Linked DNA regions of Homo sapiens: region 2 is linked to region 1. Evidence: chromatin contacts called from ENCODE Hi-C or POLR2A ChIA-PET data. All regions are on one chromosome and are shown on one strand. Each heading gives the region's core, a stretch centred on a gene start or an enhancer-like site at or near the end of the contact. The rest is flanking DNA. Distances are from core to core; before and after follow the strand shown.

The links. Hi-C counts contacts between places; a loop is a spot of excess contacts on that map. ChIA-PET counts read pairs that join two places held with the same protein, here RNA polymerase II (POLR2A). Pooled maps may share reads with other maps.
Region 2: a loop to region 1 is called in a map of naive thymus-derived CD4-positive, alpha-beta T cell, with 23 times the contacts of the local background. The contact joins the promoter of ZZZ3 here to the promoter of TYW3 in region 1. A Hi-C loop is called at or near these places in 1 of 168 maps with a recorded cell type or tissue (naive thymus-derived CD4-positive, alpha-beta T cell), 2 of 37 single-sample maps with no recorded cell type and 12 of 50 pooled maps. POLR2A ChIA-PET finds 5 or more read pairs at or near these places in 2 of 52 experiments (CD4-positive, alpha-beta T cell and HepG2).

What each region holds. Positions count from the first base shown.
Region 1 is chr1:74,730,301-74,736,568 of GRCh38, forward strand. It overlaps TYW3 (tRNA-yW synthesizing protein 3 homolog), which reads left to right and starts at 2,852. Exons shown (of 6, transcript NM_138467.3): 1 at 2,852-3,118; 2 at 6,242-6,268. The coding sequence starts at 2,945. It overlaps CRYZ (crystallin zeta), which reads right to left and starts at 2,750. Exons shown (of 9, transcript NM_001889.4): 1 at 2,656-2,750. RefSeq lists enhancers at 1,547-1,836, 2,432-3,142, 2,697-2,986, 3,367-3,466.
Region 2 is chr1:77,679,450-77,686,282 of GRCh38, forward strand. ZZZ3 (zinc finger ZZ-type containing 3) reads right to left here and starts at 3,209. Exons shown (of 15, transcript NM_015534.6): 1 at 3,136-3,209. RefSeq lists enhancers at 3,265-3,344, 4,162-4,935, 4,365-4,464 and silencers at 3,725-4,144, 4,155-4,214.

The sequences.
Region 1 (6,268 bases), core at 1,602-4,101:
TCTGTTGATCTTATCTCCCACTGAGCCTTTAGCATTCTGATTCATCAGGCTCCAACCTGCACTCATTGCCTTTGAACTCACCTATCCACGGGATCATCATATGCTTCATAACGATGAAGCCTGTCAAAGGAGATTACACAAAGAATAAAATAACGTGGCATACTGATGGCAAATAGGATAATACTTAAAATCCTGTAATACCGGATTTCTTCTAAAAAGCATAAGTCTTCCACCTCCATTGACTTAACTGTTTTCAGAACAGGTAGAGAAGTTATTTAAACTATTATTTTATGCAGAAGTAAAAATAAAATCGCCATCCATTTTATGGATGAGAAAACATCACAAGAGGTTAAGAGACTTGGTCAGGGTCACACAGAAGCAAAGCTAGAACCCAAGTCCTGTAATTAAATGGTGTTAGCTGATTTTTTTCTTTACCATCCTTTTCATCTCACCCTTTGAGATGCTGGCATATAAGACCCTTTACTTCGTAGAAATAAACTTTACAATAGTGATAGTGAGACAGATTGAGCTAGAAAATGTGAAATCAAACTAACCTGCAGGTAGAATCGCATATTTTATGACTAAGGCATCTGCTTAGAGTTTGAAATTTCTCAAATGCCCACTAAGTCAGGGAATGCAGCAGAAATACAAAGGACATGATTCTATTTTTAAAAATGTATAAAAAAAAATTACTCCCTAGCATCGGATCCTTGTGAACAGGACAGGCCTTTCCATTGCTTGTGCTTTTTAATTAAACTATACTTCAAATAGGCCTTCCTGTTTATCAAATATAAACTTTTAAAAATTAAGAGTCCCTTGGTTTAATTTTTGGTTTAATTTTACCTCTGAAAGGTTGCCAATATGCCTTACAAATCTAGGAAATAGAAAATCTAAAATCCCTCTTCCAACAGTGATCTTTTTCCTGGCTATGCTTGTATCCATTTGATTTAAACGAAAATTAAAGGAATTGGGAAAATGTTAGGAGTATATTTTAACATAGGATGAACAGATCAAGTCACAAAGCCAGAGCAAAGGAACATTATGAGACAAGAGCAAAAGTAAAATTAAATAAGAATTCTGGCAAGAATTTTAAAAACTGAAAACTTAGAAAAAAAATCAATCATTACAAATTGTTCTGCTGCTAATACACAATGACTCATGTAAGCATATGGTTTATTATTAACCCAGAAATGTAAAAAAGGCAAGAATTACAAGTGGTCAGAGAAAGTCTCTTCCTGGCTGTGTGATCTTATCAGGTCACTTCTGTTCACTTGAGATAGGACGGGGTAAGAAGAGGGGAGGAGTTTAATAATTTCGGACTCCTCCAGGTTCCATGATCGTATGGAACAGGGCAGTCTGTTCCCTAATGCTGGAGGAGTAGAGCTTGGAGAGATTTGCTGCTGAACTCGCTGCGCTAACCAGACACGTAATCACAGTGGCTTCAGAGGGACTCGCACAACAATTTCCATTAGCTACGGACAAGCATTCCAAACTTTAGCCTTTAGGTTTAATCATTGACACACCTTCCCTGGTCACTGAGTCTCCTCTAGAAACTCAGTATAAACATCCAACGATGTGTTAACAGGGTGTTTTGTAATTTTCTTTTGAAGATTATTCTAGGTGGTGGGCGTCACAGGGTCAATAAAACTATACATTTCTCTCAAAGACTGCAATCCTGATGGCAAAGCTGGAGGAAGCTCCGGGAAACCTGTAATTGTGGGAATCCAAGACAAAAAATCCCCCACAGCTGGGCTGTGGGAAGGGGCCCTACCTAGGAGAAGAAATCAAATCCCCTACAGCTGGGCTGTGCGAAGGGGCACTACCTAGGAGAAGAAATCCCCTACAGCTGGGCTGTGGGAAGGAGCCCTACCTAGGAGAAATCCCCTACAGCTGACAGGTGGGCTGTGGGAAGGGGCCCTACCTAGGAGAAGAAATCAAATCCCCTACAGCTGGGCTGTGCGAAGGGGCACTACCTAGGAGAAGAAATCCCCCACAGCTGGGCTGTGGGAAGGAGCCCTACCTAGGAGAAATCCCCTACAGCTGACAGGTGGGCTGTGGGAAGGGGCCCTACCTAGGAGAAGAAATCAAATCCCTACAGCTGGGCTGTGCGAAGGGGCCCTACCTAGGAGAAGAAATCCCCTACAGCTGGGCTGTGGGAAGGGGCCCTACCTAGGACAAATCCTCTACAGCTGAGAGCTGGGCTGTGGGAAGGGGCCCTGGACAGACCGCTGGGCGCTGCTGCAGGAATCCCCAAACCCAGGCACTGGCTGCAGGGAAAAATCAAGCGGGTGACTGGCGGGGGGGGGGGGGGGGGGTGCAGCGTGGGGCTGGGGGACAGGGAGTGCGGGGGGCGGAGGCTGGGCAGGGGTAGTGCCAACGGACACCTCATGGTGTGGTAGCCTAAACTCAGAGCCTAAACGCAGGACCAGGGCTAGGAGCCCAGGACCAGAAGGCAAAACTTCCTACCTGATTTATGGATGGGAACTTGCAGCCCCTGGAGGGGAATGGCTTCGGTCTGGAGCTCTACGCACTAGTTCTCTGGGAGGACAGAGGGCAGGAAAGGGGTGCAGCCAAAATCAAACTCGGTTCCACTTGGACGAGCAGTGGGGAGATTCGCTGTCTAAACAACTAAGGAGAGTTTTTAAAACCACTTACCAGAATCTAGAGTGGGAATTAAAATCTGCGTGGGCTTCTTCAGATTCCACAGAAATGAGGACTGCCACACCTTCTCCAACTTTTGCAGGCTCCACCCAGGATGTGCGCCTCGCTCCACCCAGGATGTGCGCCTCTCTCCACCCCTAGGCGAAGGCACTAGAATTTCCCAAATTAAGAACGAAGAGGAAGTTTGGACCTTTTCGGCCACCGCTCGCTTCAATATGGCTGCCCCCAGGGAGAGACGAGGCTACCATGAAGGAGCCGAGCGCAGACCCTGAGTCCGTCACCCATGGATCGCAGCGCGGAGTTCAGGAAATGGAAGGCGCAATGTTTGAGCAAAGCGGACCTCAGCCGGAAGGGCAGTGTTGACGAGGATGTGGTAGAGCTTGTGCAGTTTCTGAACATGCGAGATCAGTTTTTCACCACCAGCTCCTGCGCTGGCCGCATCCTACTCCTTGACCGGGTGAGGCCCCTTTGCGCCTGTCCATCGCCTGCCTTCTAGTGCGAAACTTCAGGAGCCCTGTTCCCATCCAGTGACGACCGGATCCAGCATGTCTGTGTTTGCTCCTCTGAGGGGTGGTCTCTGTTTCTTTATATGTGAAATTTAGGGGATTAGATCAGTGCTTCTAAAAGTTTAACGTGGCTATTAATCAGCTGAGCATCTTTTAAAATACAGATCCCGATTCTTTAAGTGTAGGGTAGGGCCTGATACTGTGCATTTCTAACAAGTGCCCAAATGATGTTGAAACTGCTGACCTGGGAACTATCTTGTGTGGCAAAGTTTAGAAAATTTGATTTTATTATATGAATACTAAGGGAATCTAAAGACTTTGTAGCTTGCTAAGGTATTGAATGCCGGAATCCGCTCATCAACAGCTCTGGCAAATCATTGTTACTGCATGCTTGAACATCACCAGTGTTAAGGAGTTTACTGCCTCCTAGTGAGCCCCTCCATTATTACAACTCTAGTAGTTTTACGCAGAGAAAAGTACGATCGTATATAATTTAGGATGGTTAGACTTTTTTTTTTAACTTTATGATGGGTTTACAGGGGTAGTAAATGCATTTTGACTTACATTTTCCACTTATGACGGATTTATTGGGATGTAACCCCATCATAAATCAAGAAGCAGCTGTACAAGCCATACCTCCTTATTTGCAGGTTCAGTTACCCCAGTCAACAGCAGTCTGAAAATATTAAATGAAAATTCCAGAAATAAACAATTAGTAAGTTTTAAATTGCATGCTGTTCTGAGTAGCGTGATAAAATCTTGAGCCAACCAGCTCCTTCCAGAATGGAAGGTGAATCATCCCTTTGTCCAGAATATTCCACTATATATTCTTGCTGCCCTTTAGCTGCTTGGTAGCCTTCTGGGTTATCAGATCGACTGTGGTGGTATCACAGTGCTTGTGTTCAAGTAACTCTTATTTTACTTAATAATGGCCCCAAAGTACGGGAGTAATGATGCTGGCGATTTGGATCTGCCAACAGTAAGTTTTAAAGTGCTTTTTTGAAGTGAAAAGGTGAAAGTTCTTAAGGAAAGACTTAAGGAAAGAAAAAACAGCATATGCTGAGGTTGCTAAGATCTACGGAAAGAATGAATCTTGTCAGTGAAATTGTGAAGTGAAGAAGGAAAAAGAAATTGATCTGAGGTTTCAGGCATCCACTAGGGGGTCTTGGGACATATCCCCTGAGGATAAGGCTGCTTGGGAGTGATACTGCTTAGATTAAAAACCACGGGCTATGTGACCTTAGGAAAGCTATCTCAACTCTGCCCCTTCCTGTTCTATGAACTGAGGATAATAAAAAGTATCTGCTTTATAGGGATTTTGTGTGGAGAAAATAGGATAATTTTTTTTGAAATATTTGGCTTTGTGCCTGGCCCATGCACTGTAAAAGTTGGCTGTGTACTGATTTTATTCGTAGTATTGGCTTAAGAGCATGGAAGACAGCACATTGTTAGGCTCATTCTTTAGGTCCATTATTGACTGATCATTTATTTGCTGATCTCTCAAGTTAGCAGGGCCTGTTCATTTTTAAATCACTTCCATCACCTTCAGAGCAATGGCATTCTTGCCCACAAACTCTCTCTTGCCCCATTTCCATAACTCTGTCTCGCCTTGATTTTTGCAATGGTTCTCTAACAAGCCACTTAACTATTCTTCTCCAAACCATGTTTGACAAATTGCAACTCTGCTTATCTCTCACCTATGCTATGTTTTATTACACATTTTTCTACATCAGAAAATCCAAATGCTTACTCTAGTATACCTTTCAACCTTTTTTTCATTGCTTTTCTTCATCTTTAGCTAGTTACTGAAACTAAACTGTTCTTTTCATCTTGTATTTACTTGCTTTTGCTCATGTTTTTTGGCGGTTTTTTTCCTGAAATGTTTTCCTATCTCTGCATATCTGAGACATGATTCCCAAAACTCCCCTCTCCCACCTGAACCCACAAACACATACTACCTACTTGGAAGTAATGACTGCTTCTGTACTGGTTAGACTTTTATTTCTTATCTTACACCTCGTATTATGGTTTATTTTAAAATCTGCCTTATTTCAGTAAGGATTTGGGGCAACTTACAAACAGGCAACACAAGAAAAAATAAAAAGTGGGAAAATCTGGATAAAGAAAATATAGATAAGATGAAGCCAGCGATGGCATTAGTTGCCAATCCCACCACTAGATCCTGTAAAGTTGCTAGAAGTGGGCCATACATTTGGCTCTAAGATTCAGAGTAGCCAGCACAATGTCAGATACGTAAGTCACCATCACCGAAGTCATACAATGAAGTCAAAATATTTATTTAGGACATGCATAGCAATTCCCGGTTCCAAGGGCAGACAGCAGAGTCTCTTGTGGATCCATCGTATAAATTATAGTTACTTTGAGTATAGTGATTTCTGTTCATGTGGTTTCCTGCATCCCCTTTCCAGTGTCCTTGAGGGGTAGGTTCTGTGTATACCCAAAGTACCTAATAGAACTTTGCAAATAAACATTTGTTCAATTTAAGTTAATATTAAAATGTTTGCCTTCATGAAACTTTGACCTTTCAGTCTTAGCTCCATCCTTCAGGACTACATCTAAAGTCTAATTCAGAGGTCACAAATTTATGCCTCTAGAGACCAAGGAAGTATTATAAATGTGTAAACGGCATAGGTGACAATAAAGGGTAGTAGGTCTTGTGTGGAATTGGGACAGTGCTGTCCTACAAAAGAAATTAAAATTATTTTTTTTTCATTTTTAAATACTGTGCTAGCCAAATAGCTAGAGTACAACTCAGGTGCTGCTAGTATTATCCCTTATACTAATCCCTTTTTTTCTTGCAAAATCATGACCATATTTCAGAAGATGTTTATCAAGTAGTTTTACCTTTCACATAATTTTCTACCTCAAGTTATTTGGGCTCATTCTTATTCTGGGTTAACATTACCCAAAAACATACCGAATTGTTTTTATTAATACTTAAAATCCTGACTTGGGATTATTAATTTAAGAAAGCCTACAATATACTATGCATTATGCTTATTATTTTTGTAAAATATTATATGAAACTTAAATTATGTTATTTTTTATTTTAGGGTATAAATGGTTTTGAGGTTCAGAAA
Region 2 (6,833 bases), core at 1,959-4,458, 2.9 Mb after region 1:
CGTGCACTACCAGGCTAATTTTTTTTCTTTTTTGGTAGAAACGTGGTCTGACTATGTTGTTGCTGGTCTCAAGCAATCCTCCCACCTCGGCCTCCCAAAGTGCTTGTATTACAGGCGTGAGCCACCAGGCCCAGCTTAAGGTAACTTAAAGTTACAGGTCTGTGGAAATTGGCATGGTGTCAGACCTTAAGGAAAAAACTCAAGTGAGAATAAATCAGTATTATTATATTATCACTGTTAATAGTTTCCTCTGATCACTGAAGTTCATTAGCTCTCATCATTTATATGACCGTAATAATTGAGAAAAGTGAAAATTAAATTTCTTGGTTATTTAAATTTTACTCAACCAAACACAAACCATGTAAAAATACATTTTTCCTCTTCCTTGGATTTTTCTCAGTATATTTCTACCAAGTACCTCAAATAATTTCGTGTCTGTAAAAGACTGGTATTTCCCAAGACCCAATACTGAAAAGTTTATAAAACAAAAGTTCTAAGAACAAGGAACATATATTATTTCATAGATCAGATGCACGTGGACTATTAAAGGCCCAGTTACCAAGCTAAACTTATGTAGATACCTTTGCAAAGGCCATTGTAGAACTGTGACCTTCAAACTCATTGTCATTTTCACAATTTCCCACTTCTAAAAATAATAATAAAACGTACTTAACAAATGTTATTTAACAGAATAGCTTTATCTAAAGTAAAGAATTCACAAGGTTTCAATTAAGTATAACCTTAAGCTGCTGACTTTTATGACAGGAAATATCTAGCAATTCTGTGAATAGACCCAGAACTATCTAAAAAAGAATAGGAGGAGAAAGTTGCCTCAAATACCGACTCGGGCTGTCCTCCAACTATTATGAGCCTGACTATTCTTGCACCATGGCTCTTGCCTCACTGTCAACCTTCTACATTCCTCTTTTCTCCCCAACTTGTCCAATTCCATTTCAGTATCAACCTCTACACTCCCAATGTCCCCTTTTCCTCTTTCCAACATCATACCTCTCAACACTCACTTCTATTCCTCAACATTTCTACTTGCACTGTTACAACAAAAAACCACATTGCCCAAAGAGTGGACAATTCTCTTATGTGACTGGTCTGATAAATATTATTACTGGTAGGTTTGGCGGGGGGAAATTACAAAAACAACACTTACAAAATGATAGCCGCTTAGCAACTTCAAGTATATATACCTTTGTTTGTACTAACTACTAATGTCTACCACTCTCCAATTGAGATCACTAAGTTGCATGGTCAAACTATCATTTTAATCACAGTGATAAACTTTTAAAACGTCTGAAAAACTCCTATATAGTTAGGTTACAGTTTAGAATATATAATATATAAAGTTAAATACATAACACACATTAAAGATAAAAATATAAAACTCAAGTGATAAAACATTAATTTATTTAAATCTTGTTTTACATGTACTTTCTTTCTGTGCAAAGCTACCAAGCACAATAAATCAACTTTACTGCAAAAATAAGTTACTTGTGATATTTTCACAAGATTATACTACCAAAAAAATCAGTACAAACAAAAAAAATCTGCGTAAGTATGCATACGTAAGTCTTGACAAACAGGCATATATCACTAAATAAAAATTTAATTTAGTTAAAAAATGTTTACTGATTGCCAATATTGTGTTGGTACCCCATTAAAACAACACTTTCTCCCCTTCATTTAAGAAACAAAAACTAAACCAAAATATGGAAATATCTGGAATGATACACAGCAACCACAAAGGCTGGTTACAGAGATTTAAGACTGAGGAATGGAACTTTGTGGTACCGTGAAACAAGCACTGTGTTACTCTATACTATATACCTCTCTGTATTATGTATAGGAAAAAAAAACACTTTTGTAGTTTTAAAAAACAAACTATGAATAAATTAACTAGTCACCTGATTCGTTTTGTAATTAACTCCCCACTCCTTATTTAGTACTGCAACTACTAAATAAAATCCAAATACTACTTAAGAATACGAAAAAACAAAGGTATACTGTAAATTCACTTCTGAGACATTAGGGAATTGGAGAGAAATATTAAATTGATTTCAAACTCATTTAAGAAAAATAAAGCTCAAACTCTGATGCCAAAATTTATGAGTTTGCTCTTTACTAAAAAGTTGACCTGAGGCCGGGCGCGGTGGCTCACGCCTGTACAGTGCTGAAATCCCAGCACTTTGAGAGGCCAAGGCAGGTGGATCACTTGAGGTCAGGAGTTTGAGACCAGCCTGGCCAACATGGTGAAACCCCGTCTCTACTAAAAACACAAAAATTAGCCGGGCGTGGTGAAGCGCGACTGTAATCCCAGCTACTCGATACTCGAGAGGCTGAGGCAGGAGAATCGCTTGAACCCGGGAGGCGGAGGTTGCAATGAGCCGAGATCGCCCCACTACACTCCAGCCTAGGCGACAAGAGCGAGACTCCGTCTCAAAAAAAAAAAAAAAAAAATCACATGAAACAGTCTGTTACCTTAAATATATAACCTAAAACAACCATCCCTAAACTTCAAAGATGGCAACCTCAGTAACACAGTAGTAATTAAAACCCTACCGATAACTGAGTTAATAGGCACGTACAAAATGATGAAAAGCAGGATTTTATTCTGACCACAGGTGTTGTCAGAGACATAATGGGCCCTCCAAATACTGCCAAAAGTTACTGAAAATACGAAGTCAGGGTGATGAGTAAATGACACCCAGAGAAAATAGATGGGAGGAGTTCTGTTTCAGGAGACTGGAGTCAGGTACTGCAGCAGAAAACGCGACACAATAGTTAACCGGTCTGGAATACTTTAGAAAATGGCAAGAAGGGAAAAACTGACAAGAACATCTTAAAGTAAGAGGAACGGTATCCAATGGAATCATCAGGTCTGCGCGAGCACGGCTCCCGGACTTCCAGTGAGTGGGACAGGGTGGAACTATCACTGCGTGGGGAGAAGGACCTGGCTGAGGGGTGCATATGCTTTTGCAGGTGGTGGAGCGCCCGCAGGGGGATGGGGAGGGCAGTGTTGCCTCAATGGGGTTACTGTATTCCCTTCAAGACTATGGGAAGCTGATGCAGCACGTATCCCGGCACCAAGAGGCACTCGCCCCGGGCCCCTCCCTAACGACTTGCCTTGTAGAAAGAGTTGCAGGTCCCAGGCCCCCGGAACCCAAGGCTCCGCCATCCAGGACAACTGCTCTGCCAACGAGGTCCCGCGAGAATCGAGAGATCTCGCGATACAAACCCACTCGCATCTCGCGAGCTTCCACTAGACCCAACATGGCGGTACAGAAAAAAATCAGTATTTCGGAACTTAAAAAGCACTTCACTAACGGAGTAGTGAACATTTAAAACACTGAGACAGTAGGAAGTCTTTCCGCTTTATACGTCTCCTCCTTTCCCCTTGTACAGAAAAGCAGAAATCTTAAAAACCTCCGATTACCACGATTATACTACATAAACAGAGCGCAGTGCGCTGCCCCAGGCAGCCTCCCTGTCACGTGGAAACATTTTCGGCGTGCCCGTCACGTGGGCCGCTACTGAGCGAGCGCGCTCCCGACGCCCTCCCAAAAGCCCTCCCCGCCCCCCCTTTCGCCCGCGCACACGTGCGCGCGCACCCCCGCCCCACGTGGGGGCTTCGCCGTCGCAGCCGTCGCAGCCGTCGCAGTCGTCGCCTCCAGCCCACCCCCTCCCGGTACTTGGCTCCAAATCCGGGTCCCAAGCCGATCGTTTCCCACCCCCATTCCCTCCCCCTTCATTCTCCCTCCCCCGTGTCTGGCCCTCACCACGTGTCCCGAGCTCTTGCTCACCTTTCACGCGGGGTCGGACGCAACGGGCCACTTGGGGAGGCGCCGCCGCCGTGGCCGCTCTCCGCCCCCGCCACGGCACTTGCTCGGGTGGCCACCGCTGCAGGAAGCTCGATAGCGGCGCCGCGGCGCTTCCAGGTGGGTCCCCGCCTCCCGCTCCTGCCACTTCCCGCAGCACCAGCGGCTCCTTCCGGTCCCCTCCTTTCTCCTCGTTGGGACTGGCGGGCGGCGGCGGCGGCGGCGACCGCTGCTGCTGCTGTTGCTGCTGCTGCAGGCGCGCTCACTACACCGCCTGCTGGTAACCGCGGCCCGTGCAGCGCCCGCGGGTCGGGCGCCGCCGAGGCCCTCCCCGGCCAGTCCCTGCCCCTGGGCGAAGTTTGGTCTTCCGAGGGCGGGTTGCAGTCCATCCCTTGCAACCGTCCAACCTGGCCCTAGCAGAGGAAAGGCGTCCTCGTAGCTCCGCCATTGGAAATCGGCTTCATCCTGCCCTTTGTGGCCTCCTGAGAGATTTGTAAACCCCACCTCCCTTAGCACTGTGGTCTCAAGCCAGGAGAACATCCATACATGTATTTATGATCGTGCTTCTGCCTCGCCTCGTTCACCTCTGGCTTGTACCACAGCACGCAGGCTCGAACCACTTCGGGCCTTTGTGCTTGCCGATTTCTCTGGCAGAACATTTCCTCCAGATTTTTTTTAACTCCTCGATGTTCGATGCATATTTCAGGTCCCTTCTCAGAGGGCTGCCCAGACCACTGTATCCAAAAAAAGTACACCTGCACCATTGCTTTAACTCTTCACCTGCTTTTATTTCTTCATAACAGTTACAACTTCCAGACCTTATTTGTCAGTATCCTCACCACCAGAAATGTAAAATTTTTAAAAGCAGGGACTTAGTAAACTGTTTTGCTCATTGCTGTATCCCCAGAATTGTGTCTGGCACAAAGCAGTGCTCAGTAATATCAAAACAGATCTACCAACTATATTGAGCATGTAGGAAAATAAAGCCCAACACACATTAATGAAGATAAATAACTTCATCATTTATGAGCTGTGGAAAAACAGCTAAACCTCCTTCCGTGGCTATAAAGATTATGTTCCAAAAATATAAAATCCAGTGGTAGAAGCCGTTAACTGGGGCTCTTCTTTGACAATTGTCCAGTGCTGTTTCATTACTTTTGTTTTCCTTTGCAACACTATTTTTTTTTTCGGGCAAGTGGATACGTGTTGTGCCTTCTTTTATGTTGCTAATAAAAGTTATTAAATGTTTTAAATGGTGTTTTGTATTTTAGCTTTGAGTTCAACTCAAAGTAACATCTACTTCAAGAAAAAGGGTTACATGTTTTTAACACATCAAGTATTTATTGAACATACTAGTGTTTCTGGGTGGCAGTATGTCAAAAAAAAACGGGGGTGGGGGAGGCCGGGCGCGGTGTCTCAAGCCTGTAATCCCACCACTTTGGGAGGCCTTGACAGGCAGATCACCTGAGGTGTCAGGAGTTAAAGACCAGTCTGGCCAACATGGCGAAACTTCGTCTCTACTAAAAATAGAAAAATTAGCCAGGTGTGGTGGCACACGCCTGTTATCCCATGTAATCCCAGCTACTTGGGAGGCTGAGGCAGGAGAATTGCTTGAACCCGGGAGGTGGAGGTTGCAGTGAGCCGAGATCGTGCCACTGCACTCCAGCCTGGGCGACAGAGCAAGACTGTCTCAAAAATAAAAAAGGAAAGATAAAACATACTAGTGCCCTATGCTAAGACTAGAGATACAAAAATAAACACGTTTCCCTACCTTGCTCTTTCTACTTATAGAGCCAAATCCTATTATAATAACCATACTTAGCATGCTTTTGATTCCTATGTGCCAGGCCAAATGCTGTGTACTTTTCTATGTTACCCTATTTTAGGCTTCTGACAATCCTATGAGATATATACTATTTGTGGTAGGCCTTGAGATGCACTTTTCAGACCCCACTTCAGGAATAAAGAACTGAGCTGCTGCTGCCAAGAGTCATACCCACAGCCAGCCATCGGTTGTCAGCCCCTTTCAGGCATGCCAGTGTCACAGAGTCATAATGTTCTCAGAGAGGCCACATCCAGTGACTGATCAATGCAGGGATAAAAGGCTCAGCCCTCTCACCTCCATTTGGTACAATTCTGATGGATTTTCTCCTCCTGCAGAACAACTTGCAGGATCAGCTAAGGCATTCCATTGAGACTTCACTGAAGTCCAACTTCTGCCCAGTTCAGCTTTTCTTCCCTCCCACAAGTAATGATCCCAAGAGCATTCCCTAATAAATCTCCTGCACACTAGTCATGTAAGAGTGTGCTTCCTGGGAACCGAGCCTGTAATATTATTTGTATTTTTCTATTGATAAAGCAAGTAACTTGCCCATTTGAACTGCAGAAGTTTCTATATAGATACATAAAGTACTGTGGGAGGGGAGGAGGGCTTCTGGGAAGGGCTTCTTACAAGGATTGGCATTTAAGTTACAGGATGACTTTGCTAAGAAGAAAAAAATAATTCTTGGATGAGGGAACTGCATGAATGAGTATGTGAATGGGAGAAAACTACAAGTAACCCCAAATGGCTGGACTGTAGGGTCTTTGGGGTAATCCCTACAGGATAAGGAGAAAGCAGTTCATGGATGGTAAAGAGGGTAGCCAAGAAAAAACTCTAGGCCTGAGAATAACTCTTAGCCAAGTGGAAAGGGATGGGAGCCCCTGAGATCCTCAATTAAGAGTAGGAAAGAGAAGCTTCATTGCTCCTGGAAAAGGGAACCACTGCCAACCTTGCTGGCAAATACCACTCCCTAATTACGACATGTATATTCCTACATGGCCTTTGTTATTTTTTTTTTCTTTTGGAGACAGGATCTCGTTCTGTCGCCCAAGCTGGTGTGCACTGGCACAGTCTAGGCTCACTGCAGCCTCCTGTGTCCCTTGTAGCTGAGATACGCACCACTGTGCCCAGTTAATTTTTGTATTTTTTATAGAGATGAGGTTTTGCCATGTTGCCCAGGCTGG